4 separate regions of the Homo sapiens genome follow, and regions 2, 3 and 4 are each linked to region 1. The links are chromatin contacts, found by Hi-C or POLR2A ChIA-PET in ENCODE. All regions are on one chromosome and are shown on one strand. The core of a region is the stretch at or near the end of the contact, and the rest is flanking DNA. Distances in the headings are between cores, read along the strand shown. Region 1 holds the start of LINC02606 (long intergenic non-protein coding RNA 2606). Region 2 overlaps RERE (arginine-glutamic acid dipeptide repeats). Region 3 overlaps RERE (arginine-glutamic acid dipeptide repeats). Region 4 overlaps RERE (arginine-glutamic acid dipeptide repeats).

Region 1 (2,700 bases), core at 121-2,620:
CCAGCCTCATGCTAGATCTTAGTTCACACTTCATTCTTTCAATGAGCATTTATAATCTAAACTGTACCTAGCAAACAGGTGGGACTTCAATGTTTCTTGAATTAACCACCTAAATGTGCCATGATGTCAGAGACAGATGTCATCCTCACTGTAGCCCCCAGGTTCAGCACAGTATCCAGGAAAGAATGGGTGCTTGTAGTCCCAGCTACTCGGGAGGCTGAGGCAGGAGAATTGCTTGAACCCGGGAGGCAGAGGTTGCAGTGAGCCGAGATCTCGCCATTGCACTCCAGCCTGGTTGACAGAGCAAGACTCTGTCTCAAAAAAAAAAAAAAAAAAAAAAAGCATAGGTGCTTAATCAATGTCAGCCAATGAATACGTAAAGGAATTCTAAGTTTTAGAACAGTGATACTTTATTTTTCTTTGTTTGTTTGTTTGTTTTTGTTTCTTTTGAGCCGGAGTCTCACCGTCGGTCAGGCTGAAGTCCAGTGGTGCCAGCTCGACTCACTGCAACCTCCACCTCCCGGGTTCAAGCGATTCTCCTGCCTCAGCCTCCGGAGCAGCTGGGATTACAGGCGTGCACCACCACGCCTGGCTAATTTTTGTATTTTTAGTAGAGACGGGGTTTCACCATGTTGGCCAGGCTGGCCTCAAGTGATCCGCCCAACTCGGCCTCCCACAGTGCTGGGGTAACAGGTGTGAGCCACCACGCCTGGCCGATACTTCATTTTTCTGGAGGTCATTTACTTAGTAAGGCCAACTGGATCCTGGCTAAAAATGTGAAAGAAGACAGAAAGAGTCACGAGCAGTGAACAAAAGTCACGGGTCCTAGCACGTAAAAGCTCAAGTACTTGATTCAAAGCCGAAATTCTCAGGTCCTCAGTTGTAGCCTGGTTACCCTTACAAACACCAGTGCTAAAGAGCACGGTTACTAATCTTTCCAGGACACAAGATTTGAAAGCATCTGTTTCGAAGGGAGATGACCTGCTAGAGGAAGCTTGCGGGCAACAGCAAATTGGGAGTTCGACTAGCACTTTCAGACTGGGATGCAACGAAGAACTCGCCAGCAGAGGTAAGAGATGGGCAAGATGAAGAGAATGAACTCTGATTCTCGGATATCTGCCCGCAAGGTGGCTCCGAGAAAGCCAGCGGGAAACTGCAGCATCGCGGAGGACTTCTCTAGTTCAGGTTAAAGAGACAGCAGCCAGAGGGAGCCGACCTCAAACCCAACTCCCGACAGCAACCTTGAGGCCACCCGAGGTGGCGCATGCGCAGTGTGCGAGGTAGTGCTCTTCCTACCTGCCGACCTGCGGAGCCTTCTTACTGAGCAGGGCTTACGTCACGCAAGCGCCGCGGGTGTGTGACGTCATCTGAGAGCGCCACGCGCGGTCCCGAAAACCTGAGCACCCTCTGGCTAAGGCGTTGCTGTAGAGACGGTGCGCCAGCCCCGCCCCCGAGGCGGGATTGGAGGAAAACTGGACAGCTGACAAGGGTGACGTTTCGAAAGCGCGCGGGAGGCCGTGCTGGGACGCAGAGCCCGAAAACCTATTTGAGGGGCGTCTTGACCGAAGGTGCTAAATATCACATGTCCCCATTAAAGTAAAAATGCAAACTGCCCTAATCGGATTTCGTGTAAGGCAGGAGGGCTGGGAAGACTTAAATGTATCACTTCAGTAGTTTAGGGGTGGGAAGAAGAGTTTGGACCAGACTGGTGCCGGGATAACCTGACCTTTTTGAGCCTTAACTTCTTCTCGAAGGGATCGTTCCCATCAGCATATAAACATGTAATTTCCCCCTTCCTGAGAACCCTGTGGTGGCTCCAGCTCCCACCCCATCCCTTCGCTTTCTGAATACCGTAACTCCTTGGAAGAGTGTATATATTCTTTGTCCAGCTCTCTCCTCCCACTCTGTTGAACTCCCTCCAGCCAAACTCAGTCTCTCCCAAGTCCTCCTCTTACCTGCTCTATCAGCAATTTTTGATACAGTTTATCACCCTCTCCTCCGCAAAACTTTCTTCACTTGGCTTTTGGCAGTGCACACGCTTGTTTTTCTCCTCCATCCCTGCCCCACCTTCTCTGTTTCTTTTGCTAGCCTCTCCTCTTTTTCCTGACCTCTAAATGTATCAGTACCCCCAGCACTGGCTCCTTGGACTTCTCTTTCTTTTCGCTTAATCTCTTGATGATTTCATCGGGTTTCATGGCTTTAAAGACTATGTGCTGATGACTCCCCTCCTTATAGCTCCAGCCTGGAATTCATCCTCAAGAAAAATCCTTCTGGCTTCTCAGGCTGTAAACTTAGAGTTCTTCATCCCGTGTCAAATCTGTCAGCAGATCCTATTGGCTTTTCTTTTTTCCCCAGAATCCGGTATCCACTAACAGCATCTTAGACCAAGCCCCCATCTCTCACCTGGATTATTGTAATTGCCTAGCTGGTCCTTCCTCTGCTCCCACCCCGTCAGTCTGTGTTTACATAACAACCTCAGTAATTCTGTTAAAAGTCATATCATGTGCCTCCTCTGTGCAAAAACTACCAGGCCTCCTGTCTCAGAGTAAAAGCCAAACCTTTACCATGGCTAGAAGTGTTCCACACGGCCAGGCCTCTGTTCTAGACCTTTCCTTTCTTGTCTCCGTTCTCACTTAACACCAGCCACAGTGGCCATTCTGCCAGGCTTGCTTCTGCCTCTGGGATCCTGAACTTGCCTTT
Region 2 (2,700 bases), core at 41-2,540, 730 kb before region 1:
TTTTGGCACAGAATTGTGAGGACTTTGTTAAATCTGTTCTCAACTTTTACTCAGTGTCTCAATCTTAAAACACAGAGGCACAAAGGGAAAATGGAATTTCTCTGTAGACACCCGTGTTCATTCACAGACCATTTTTTAGATTTTCCGTGTGGCTGAGAGGCCTCCAGCCAAACAATGCCCACAGAGCGCGGGGCACATGTGCGCCAGGGACGCTTAAGGGCTGCAAGTAAAACAAAGTAACCTATTACAGGAGTTTCCTTCTCAGCAAACAAAAAGTGGTCAAGCAGGTCTCCCTACAGTTTCAGAAAACAAGAGTTGAGTAAACAAGAGAGGAGAAACAAGGAAGACAGCATCCCACACTAAAAAATTCTTTTAACAATTTAAACGTAAAACAATCGTCAAGAGTACCTCCGCATTTTAGCTACTCTGGCAAAATAACAGTAGTTCGGTCCAAGAAGAAAATTTCATTTGTCACTTAAGTAGCCTCAAATCAAGTCCATCAAATTCATTTTATTTTTAAACTTGTTTATTCCACAGTAAAGCAATGAAGTTTCTGATCAAAGAGCGACTTCTGCATTATACTCGGCTTCAAAAGCACTTTCCTTTCAGAAGAAAAAAATAAAAATATATACATATACATGTATTTTTAAATAGTGTTTTCTCTCCCCCCTCAAAAAAATGTTTTCTGTTCGATTTAATTAACTGAGATTTCAAGAGTTTGGGGCTACTTAAAAACTAGTGAGCCCAACAGAAATGCAATGGGACACGGCAAATACTGACTCCCCGTTCCTGGAAAGCCATCATCATTCTTAGGAACACCCGAGTTCCATCTTTCTAGGGTCGGCTGGAACACTCCGTGCACCCACCCCGAGCCCCCCGCCCGCACTTGTCCAACTTTCTGGCCCGAGATTCGCGTCCCCCTCGACGCACGAGGCCGCCGGCCACTTGCCTGCGGCCCGCTGGCGGCGAGAGCTGAGCCCGCGGGCCTGGTCCTCCTCCTCCGGCGCAGGGCCCCGCCAACTCCGGACCCGCGGAAAGGGGCGGCGCAGGCGGGCAGGTGGGGGCCCGGGGAGTGAAGTGCACTTGCTAAAACAAAAGGAGGCCTGAGCGGCCGCAGGGCACCGCGGCGCGGGCGCAGGTCCCGGCGGCTTGGCGGCTCCGGGAGGCGGTGGCCGCGCGGGGCCCCGCCCGCGGCTAGGGAGGCGGCCGCCCTGGCCCGAGCCTGCTGCCCACGGCCGCGGCACTCAGCTCGCACTCCTTCAGCCCGGGAGGCCGGGCCAGCACTGCCACATGCCGGTGACCCAGACGCCGGGAGAGAAAGAGCAGACTCCCCGCGACGGCGGCGGCCGGCAAAACCCGGGCTGGAGCCCAGCCCGCTCCGCGCGCACCCCTGCTGGCCGCCGCCGCGGGCGCGCGCACACACAATGCCAGCTGCAATTTTATCTCCTTCGTTGCTTGGCCAGCCTCCACCCGCTCCAATCCTCCCTCCCCTCCGACAGCCGGAACTGGGAGCCTGCGTGATTGATGGCAGCTCTTAATAGCGTGGTCAGCTAGAAAATGCATCTGCAAGCAAGATATTAAAGAGGCAGCGCATCCCTGTGAGTGATCAGCATTTCACACATCCTAGAGCTGCCTCTGCTTCTGCCAGGAATATTAATGCCAACCACCTCTGACGTCTAATAAATGCAGATGAAACAACCAACAATCACAGACAAGCTAAACATTTATTTCAAAGATGCACCGGGAGAAAGCAGCATTGTTTCGTGTCAAAGAACACTTCTGACCCCAGTTTTCCTTACACATTAAGAATTCTCTGCAAGCCATTTGTTTAAAAATCTCACCAATCCCTTTTCCACAAGTAAATAAAGATCCATCTGTTAGACAAGACATAGCTTAAATTGTGCATGATTGAAATTCATCTAATAAGGAAGCAAAATAAGTGCACATTCCTTACCATGTGGCTTTAAATAAACATATAACCTACCAGCTACCAGATTCCAAACTCCCTCATTAATTCAATTTTTATGTGAATCTTAACAGATTACCAACTGTTAATTTCAAACTAATTTCTTACCCACCCACAATTAATTCTGGTAAAAAATATATATATCAACTTGCTAAATTTTATTAAAATTAAAGTACATTTAAAGCATGTATTCTCTAGTGGTGATAGCCAAGATCATTTTGTCCTCCCAAAGACATTGTATAGGAATTTTTTAAATGTATTCCTATAAAATACAAATTCTAACTATTAAGTTCACTCAGTGTCAACCCAAATTAGAAAGGTACAAGCTGAAAATTTAAATGATTACTTCTGGTATCTTCACTATTACACCTTTCCCCTTCCAGGCAAGTTTCATGGAACTCTCAAATAGCTTCATAAATGTTAATTAGACTTTCCAAGGCCCTATAAAGTGGCTGCATTATCAGGTACTCTCTTTCCAATAAACAGAGAAATTTAGACAGATTAAAGTGATTTGCCTATAGTCTCTCAACAAGATGGGGGTGGGGCCAGGCTGAATAGAACCCAGGGGTCCTGCTTTGTTGCCACAGACAGCCAAACAGACATGCACATGCATGTTTGCTATTTAAAGATAACTCTGCTGGTCTCTCTTTAAAGACAAATCAAGTTATTCTACAGGACATAGAAATATCTGTCTCAAACTCCTAACACAGCACATGTACTGAGAGCAAGAGCTG
Region 3 (2,700 bases), core at 89-2,588, 660 kb before region 1:
AGCCTCCTTATTTCTCCAATACTTCTTCTCCAAACATTGATGTTTCCACCATAAGGTCAGCTCCTCTTTTTCTTCCCCTTATGGCAAGGCTTATGGAGAAACTACACCACATAAATGAAGACTAGGAGCTCAAAATTCCAGAATGACCTGGGACCATGGAAAATTAGTATTTTGCCTTCTACAGTAAAGTCACACTCTTGAGCAAAGGAGGAAAAAAAAATTATCACAGTCCCTCAATCAGCAAAAATCTAGGCATGGAAGACTAAAAGAAGTTAGGGTCCAGTAAGCTTAAAAAAGAAAACAGTGACTCAGAAATTTCCTATCTGCAATATATAGCAGGTTTAGAGGACGAAAATGAAAACAGAAGATTATTTCTAGACAGCTTGATGGAGAAAGATAATATTTACCTCAGTAAAGTTACAACCATAGGAACAAATCCAGATTCTATTTGTTTTTGTACAACTCTGCAAAAAATCATAGGGTGTAATTCACTTCTCAGTTCAGAAATAAGACGTCCTTAAAAAAATAAGTAAGAGGTACTTCTTGAAAACTAAAAGAAAAAAAATCTACTCCCATAATCAAGAGTTTCCATGCAGTATTAAAAATGATGTCCAGCTGGGCGCAGTGGCTCACACCTGTAATCCCAGCACTTCGGGAGACTGAGGCGCATGGATCATTTGAAATCAGGAGTTTGAGACCAGCCTGACCAACATAATGAAACCCCGTCTCAACTAAAAACACAAAAAAATCAGCCAGATGTGGAGGCGCACGCCTGTAATCCCAGCCACTCAGGAGGCTAAGGCAGGGGAATCACTTGACCCTGGGAGGCAGAGGTTGCAGTGAGGCAAGATCGAACCACTGCACTCCAACCTGGGCGACAGAGCTAGACTCCGTCTCAAAAAACAAACAAACAAAAAACAAGACCGGGCACGGTGGCTCATGCCTGTAATCCCAGCACTTTGGGAGGCCGAGGCAGGCGGATCACGAGGTCAGGAGATAGAGACCATCCTGGCCAACATGGTGAAGCCCCATCTCTACTAAAAGTACAAAAATTAGCCGGGTGTGGTGGCATGCGCACCTGTAGTCCCAACTACTCGGGAGGCCGAGGCAGGAGAATCACTTGAACCCAGAAAGCAGAGGTTGCAGTAAGCCGAGATCACGCCACTGCACTCCAGCCTGGCAACAGATCAAGACTCCGTCTAAAAAAAAAAAAAAAAAGTCCCTCCTATAATTCAGGAAGTGAAGGTGCTAGTTGACTGTTATTTATTCTCACTCAAAAAGCTAACTCAAGGTCAAGAAGACCTCTGCCACCAGCTGCAGTGTACCAATCCTAGGAGGCTATTTCTCAGAACCCCATGCTTCTTATCAAGATGGTTCCCACGCTGTCTTCCCTTTCCCTCATCACTGCCTCCTCCAGGTCAAAGAATATCCCCAGGGCAAGTTGCAGCTGCTCCTTATGCACTCAGCCCTGGCCTCAGAGTACACATGGGTTTTGCCTCATCTATGACTCTTGGGGGAAGCTTACTATGCAGAGAGCAACTGCAATGTGTCGCTCTCTATAGGATCCCAGCCAGGTGCCTTAGTGCCATCGGGAAAATGAGAGGAAACAAGGAACACACAAAAATCATGAAATACTGCTTCGGGTACTAACTCCAAGACAGAATTTTTTTCTTAAGTTAAATGTTTAAAAACAAAAAAAAGCTACAGTCATCTATGTATTCAGTCATCCAGTCAATCCCATGCCAAGTATAATCTCTGTTAACTATGCTTAGTGTGGTCAGAAAGGAAGTCTAGATAAACAATCACAACAACAGAGTGGGCTGAATGCAAACAGCCGGGGTTCAAGGAAGGCTCCCTGAAGAAAATTACCTGTAAACTGAAGCAAGCAAGAGGTGACCAGGCTAAGAAGAAAAGAATGTTCACCACACAGCCATTACTCAGGGACGTAATTCACCCAGATTTCTATTTTTAAAAGATCAAAGGCTCCAAAAAAGCAAAGGGCCAGTAAGCACAAGACAGAGGCTCAACCTCATTAGGGAAATGCAAATCAAAACTGTAAGATACCACTTCACACCCATCAGAATGGCTACAATCCAAAACCCAGATAGTAAGTATTAGTGCTAATGTGGAAAAACTGCAAGGTTCATGCATTGCTAGTAAAATTGTAACATGGTGTAGCCACTTTGGAAAACAGTTTGTCAGTTTCTCAAAATGTTAAACAGAGGTTCCATACCCCCCAAAAATTTCACTCTTAGGCTTTGGAAGTCACCCCAAGAGAAATGCAAATACACATCCTCACAGAAGTTTGTACATGAACGTTCACAACAGCATTTTTTTAACAGCCAAAAAGTAGAACCATTCAAAGTGTCCATCAACTAGTGAATAAATAAAATGTGGCATAGCCACACAATGGACTATGATTTGGCATTTATTGGGAATGAAGTACAGATGTTATGCTACCACATGGGTGAACCTTGAAAACATTATACTAAGTCAAAGCAGCCAGTTACAAAAGACTACATGATTCAATTAACGTGAAATGTCCAGAATAGGCAAATCCATAAAGACAGAAAGAAGATTAAGGGCTGCTTAGGGCTGGGGGATGAGTAGAGGAGGAAATGAGGAGTAACTGCTCATGGATACAGGATTTCTTCTGGGCATAATTAAATGTTCTGAAATTGCAGTGATGATTGCACAACT
Region 4 (2,700 bases), core at 53-2,552, 950 kb before region 1:
CTATGCAAAATATCTGTTTATACATCACAAGAAACTGTCAAAATAACTGAGAAAGGAAAAAAGTATTTGGAATAAATCTTAAAATTCTTCATATAGTTTTAATTAATTATTTCGACTATTAAGATAAGTGAGAAAGACCTTGCCGAAATATGTTCAAAACAAAATTTAAAAATTTCTTAGCCACGTGCAGTGGCTTACACCTGTAATCCCAGAACTTTGGGAGGCTGAAGTGGGCAGATCTCTTGAGGTCAGGAGTTCAAGACCAGCCTGGCCAACACGGTGAAACCCTGTCTCTACCAAAAACACAAAAATTAGCCGGGTGTGGTGGCGCGCACCTGTAATCCCAGCTACTTGGGAGGCTGAGGCAGGAGAATCGCTTAAACCTGGGAGGCGGAGGTTGCAGTTAGCCGAGACCGCGCCACTGCACGCCAGCCTGGGTGACAGAGCGAGATTCTGTCTTAAAAAAAAAAAAAAAAATTCTTGGCTGGGCGTGGTGGCTCACACCTGTAATCCCAGCACTTTGAGAGACCAAGGTGGGCAGGTCACTTGAGGTCAGGAGTTTGAGACCAGCCTGGCCAACATGGTGAAACCCTGTCTCTACTAAAAAGAAATACAAAAATTAGCCGGGCATGGTAGTGTGTGCCCATAATCTCAGCTACTCAGGAGGCTGAGGCAGAAGAATCTCTTGAACCCAGGAGGCGGAAGTTGCAGTGAGCCGAGATCACGCCACTGCACTCTAGCCTGGGCGAAAAGAGTGAGACTCTGTCTCAAGAGAAAAAAAAAAAAAGAAAAGAAAAATTTCTTATAACCATAATTCACAAATGTCAATACATTTTCATTTATACCTCCATCATCGATAACCTAGTGCCAAGTCAATATATATGAAACATGTAAATGTTAAAAAACTAGAATTGAAACTAAGAGCACAATATTTATTTTTATTTGGCCATTATCATTTCAAATAATGCTATTAGGTACCAGAGAGGCTAAAATTTGTCTGAATGGTCTTACGGGAGCAAAATTCAGGGATAATGGAAAAGACAAAGAATTTAACTGCAGAGGGTAGGGCTTGAGAGAAAGGTCTAGTTAATTTTCAGAAGGAAATATAGTTATTGAACCAATCTTCCCTCCCTCTTTCCATCACTTTCTGAAACTACAATGTTCCAGGAATTATGCGCCAGCCCTGGAGTCACATGGAAGAAAGGAGGGGGTCGCAACATTTGCTGAGCAGTGCACAGTGTGCTAGGAACTGTGTTAGGTCTTTATGATTTCATCATTCCACACACCTCTCTTCCACAGCCAGAGTACTAAAAATGAGGAAATGAAATCCAGAGGTTCAGTATGTTTCTCTAGGCCACTTCCCTAGCAAGTAGCAGCATGAGGATTCTAACATAAACCCATGTTCTAGGAAGATGTCCCTACCCTAGAATGTTGCTACTGGGGCAGTTTAGGACAGGCAATCTGGTGGGAGCAATGGGTACGGGGACTTTTTCCGCTGCAGTGACAAAGCAAGCACACTGTCTTTTCTTAACTTGGGGCTAGGGGATGAGGGTGGGTGGAGGAAAGGAGGGAGCCAGCAGCTCAGAAAAGAGGAAAGACACACATGTAAACAAACTAACAAAAAAATCCCCATCCATGAAAACACTCACAGTGCTAAATGAAAGCTGATGGGGATGACATTTGCTCAGTCTGGAAAATCTAAAATGCATTCACAGGGGAGGTTTTGAAAATCAACAACCAGTATAATATGATTAACTTGCCTATGCTTTATGAACAGCAACAACCACATAAAAAACACTATTCTAGGAGAAATAAGCAGTGCTATTATTGCAGTAAAAACAGGCTACACGAGGCAGGGCGGACCTGCGTCCTTCGCTTCTTTCGCTGTCACAGAAGAGGCTGAGGTAGGTCATTTTTGGAACTTTCCAGTATTCAACATTCCTTCACTTAACAAAGATTTTTTCAAAGGCAAAATATTATAGAATATTCTTCTAAAAAGGAATAAACAAATGGTAATAATGTTAATACATTAATTTAGAAAAATAAAAAAACAATAAAACCATTGAATTAAGCCACATTCCCCACGCCAAACACTAAATGAATGGCTCCTGCACAGGCTTCACTTACACTTTAGGGATTAAGGTTGTGCCTCTTAATTTTCAAGTCTCTGTGAAAGCTGAAGTTTATGCCACAGGTCTTTAAATGCAATTATGGATAATTAATCATTTACATAGTTAACATGTCTACAGCCTGACTTCTTTTTTTATAAATGCGAGATCAGCCACAGAATAGTAGAAAGGGAGGGTGCGGAGGGTGTAGGCTGCTTGCCGGGGCAGGAGGACTCCACAGACGCAGTCAATAATCTACTAAGAAGACTCAGCTTGAGGACCCACAATGAGTCTAACTCTGGCCACAGGGAGAAAAGCTCCTGGCACATTCGTGAACCTAGACTGTTTATGCTGCTTTTCTCAATAATTATTTGTCAGCTGAGAAAGACCTATGTCTGGCCACAAGTGGAAATGGTTCAGGACCACAAATGGAAACTAAAATATGTTTTCACTTACTCCTGGCATCCTCATAGCCTTGAAAACAGAAAAAAATTTGTGACATGAAACTGGGCAGAAGGCTGGAGGATGACATAAAAACCACAGGTCTAAGCATCTCACGTAGGCACTAGTGAACCTACTCATACATGCTAAA

What was found. A loop is a pair of places that touch in the nucleus more often than their neighbours do. ChIA-PET counts read pairs that join two places held with the same protein, here RNA polymerase II (POLR2A). Pooled maps may share reads with other maps.
Region 2: a pooled map shows a loop between it and region 1 (6-fold over the local background). The contact joins the enhancer-like site here to the promoter of LINC02606 in region 1. A Hi-C loop is called at or near these places in 1 of 37 single-sample maps with no recorded cell type and 8 of 50 pooled maps. POLR2A ChIA-PET finds 5 or more read pairs at or near these places in 1 of 52 experiments (activated T-cell).
Region 3: a pooled map shows a loop between it and region 1 (4-fold over the local background). The contact joins the enhancer-like site here to the promoter of LINC02606 in region 1. A Hi-C loop is called at or near these places in 2 of 50 pooled maps. POLR2A ChIA-PET finds 5 or more read pairs at or near these places in 2 of 52 experiments (PC-9 and activated T-cell).
Region 4: a pooled map shows a loop between it and region 1 (12-fold over the local background). The contact joins the enhancer-like site here to the promoter of LINC02606 in region 1. A Hi-C loop is called at or near these places in 2 of 37 single-sample maps with no recorded cell type and 4 of 50 pooled maps.

Annotation. Positions count from the first base shown.
Region 1 is chr1:9,427,626-9,430,325 of GRCh38, forward strand. LINC02606 (long intergenic non-protein coding RNA 2606) reads right to left here and starts at 1,371. Exons shown (of 2, transcript NR_104622.2): 1 at 1,297-1,371. RefSeq lists enhancers at 104-738, 1,237-1,466, 1,527-1,616.
Region 2 is chr1:8,702,106-8,704,805 of GRCh38, forward strand. All of the region lies in intron 1 of RERE (arginine-glutamic acid dipeptide repeats), which reads right to left. Among named protein-coding and RNA genes, the nearest start is that of RERE, 110 kb to the right of the region's middle. RefSeq lists a silencer at 929-1,548. Within about 2 kb of position 1,291, at least 32 of the 41 ENCODE cell types and tissues checked have a DNase peak (open chromatin) inside an H3K27ac peak, as active enhancers do.
Region 3 is chr1:8,762,738-8,765,437 of GRCh38, forward strand. All of the region lies in intron 1 of RERE (arginine-glutamic acid dipeptide repeats), which reads right to left. Among named protein-coding and RNA genes, the nearest start is that of RERE, 54 kb to the right of the region's middle. RefSeq lists an enhancer at 1,334-1,383. Within about 2 kb of position 1,339, at least 4 of the 41 ENCODE cell types and tissues checked have a DNase peak (open chromatin) inside an H3K27ac peak, as active enhancers do.
Region 4 is chr1:8,474,914-8,477,613 of GRCh38, forward strand. All of the region lies in intron 10 of RERE (arginine-glutamic acid dipeptide repeats), which reads right to left. Among named protein-coding and RNA genes, the nearest start is that of SNORD128, 19 kb to the right of the region's middle. Within about 2 kb of position 1,303, at least 3 of the 41 ENCODE cell types and tissues checked have a DNase peak (open chromatin) inside an H3K27ac peak, as active enhancers do.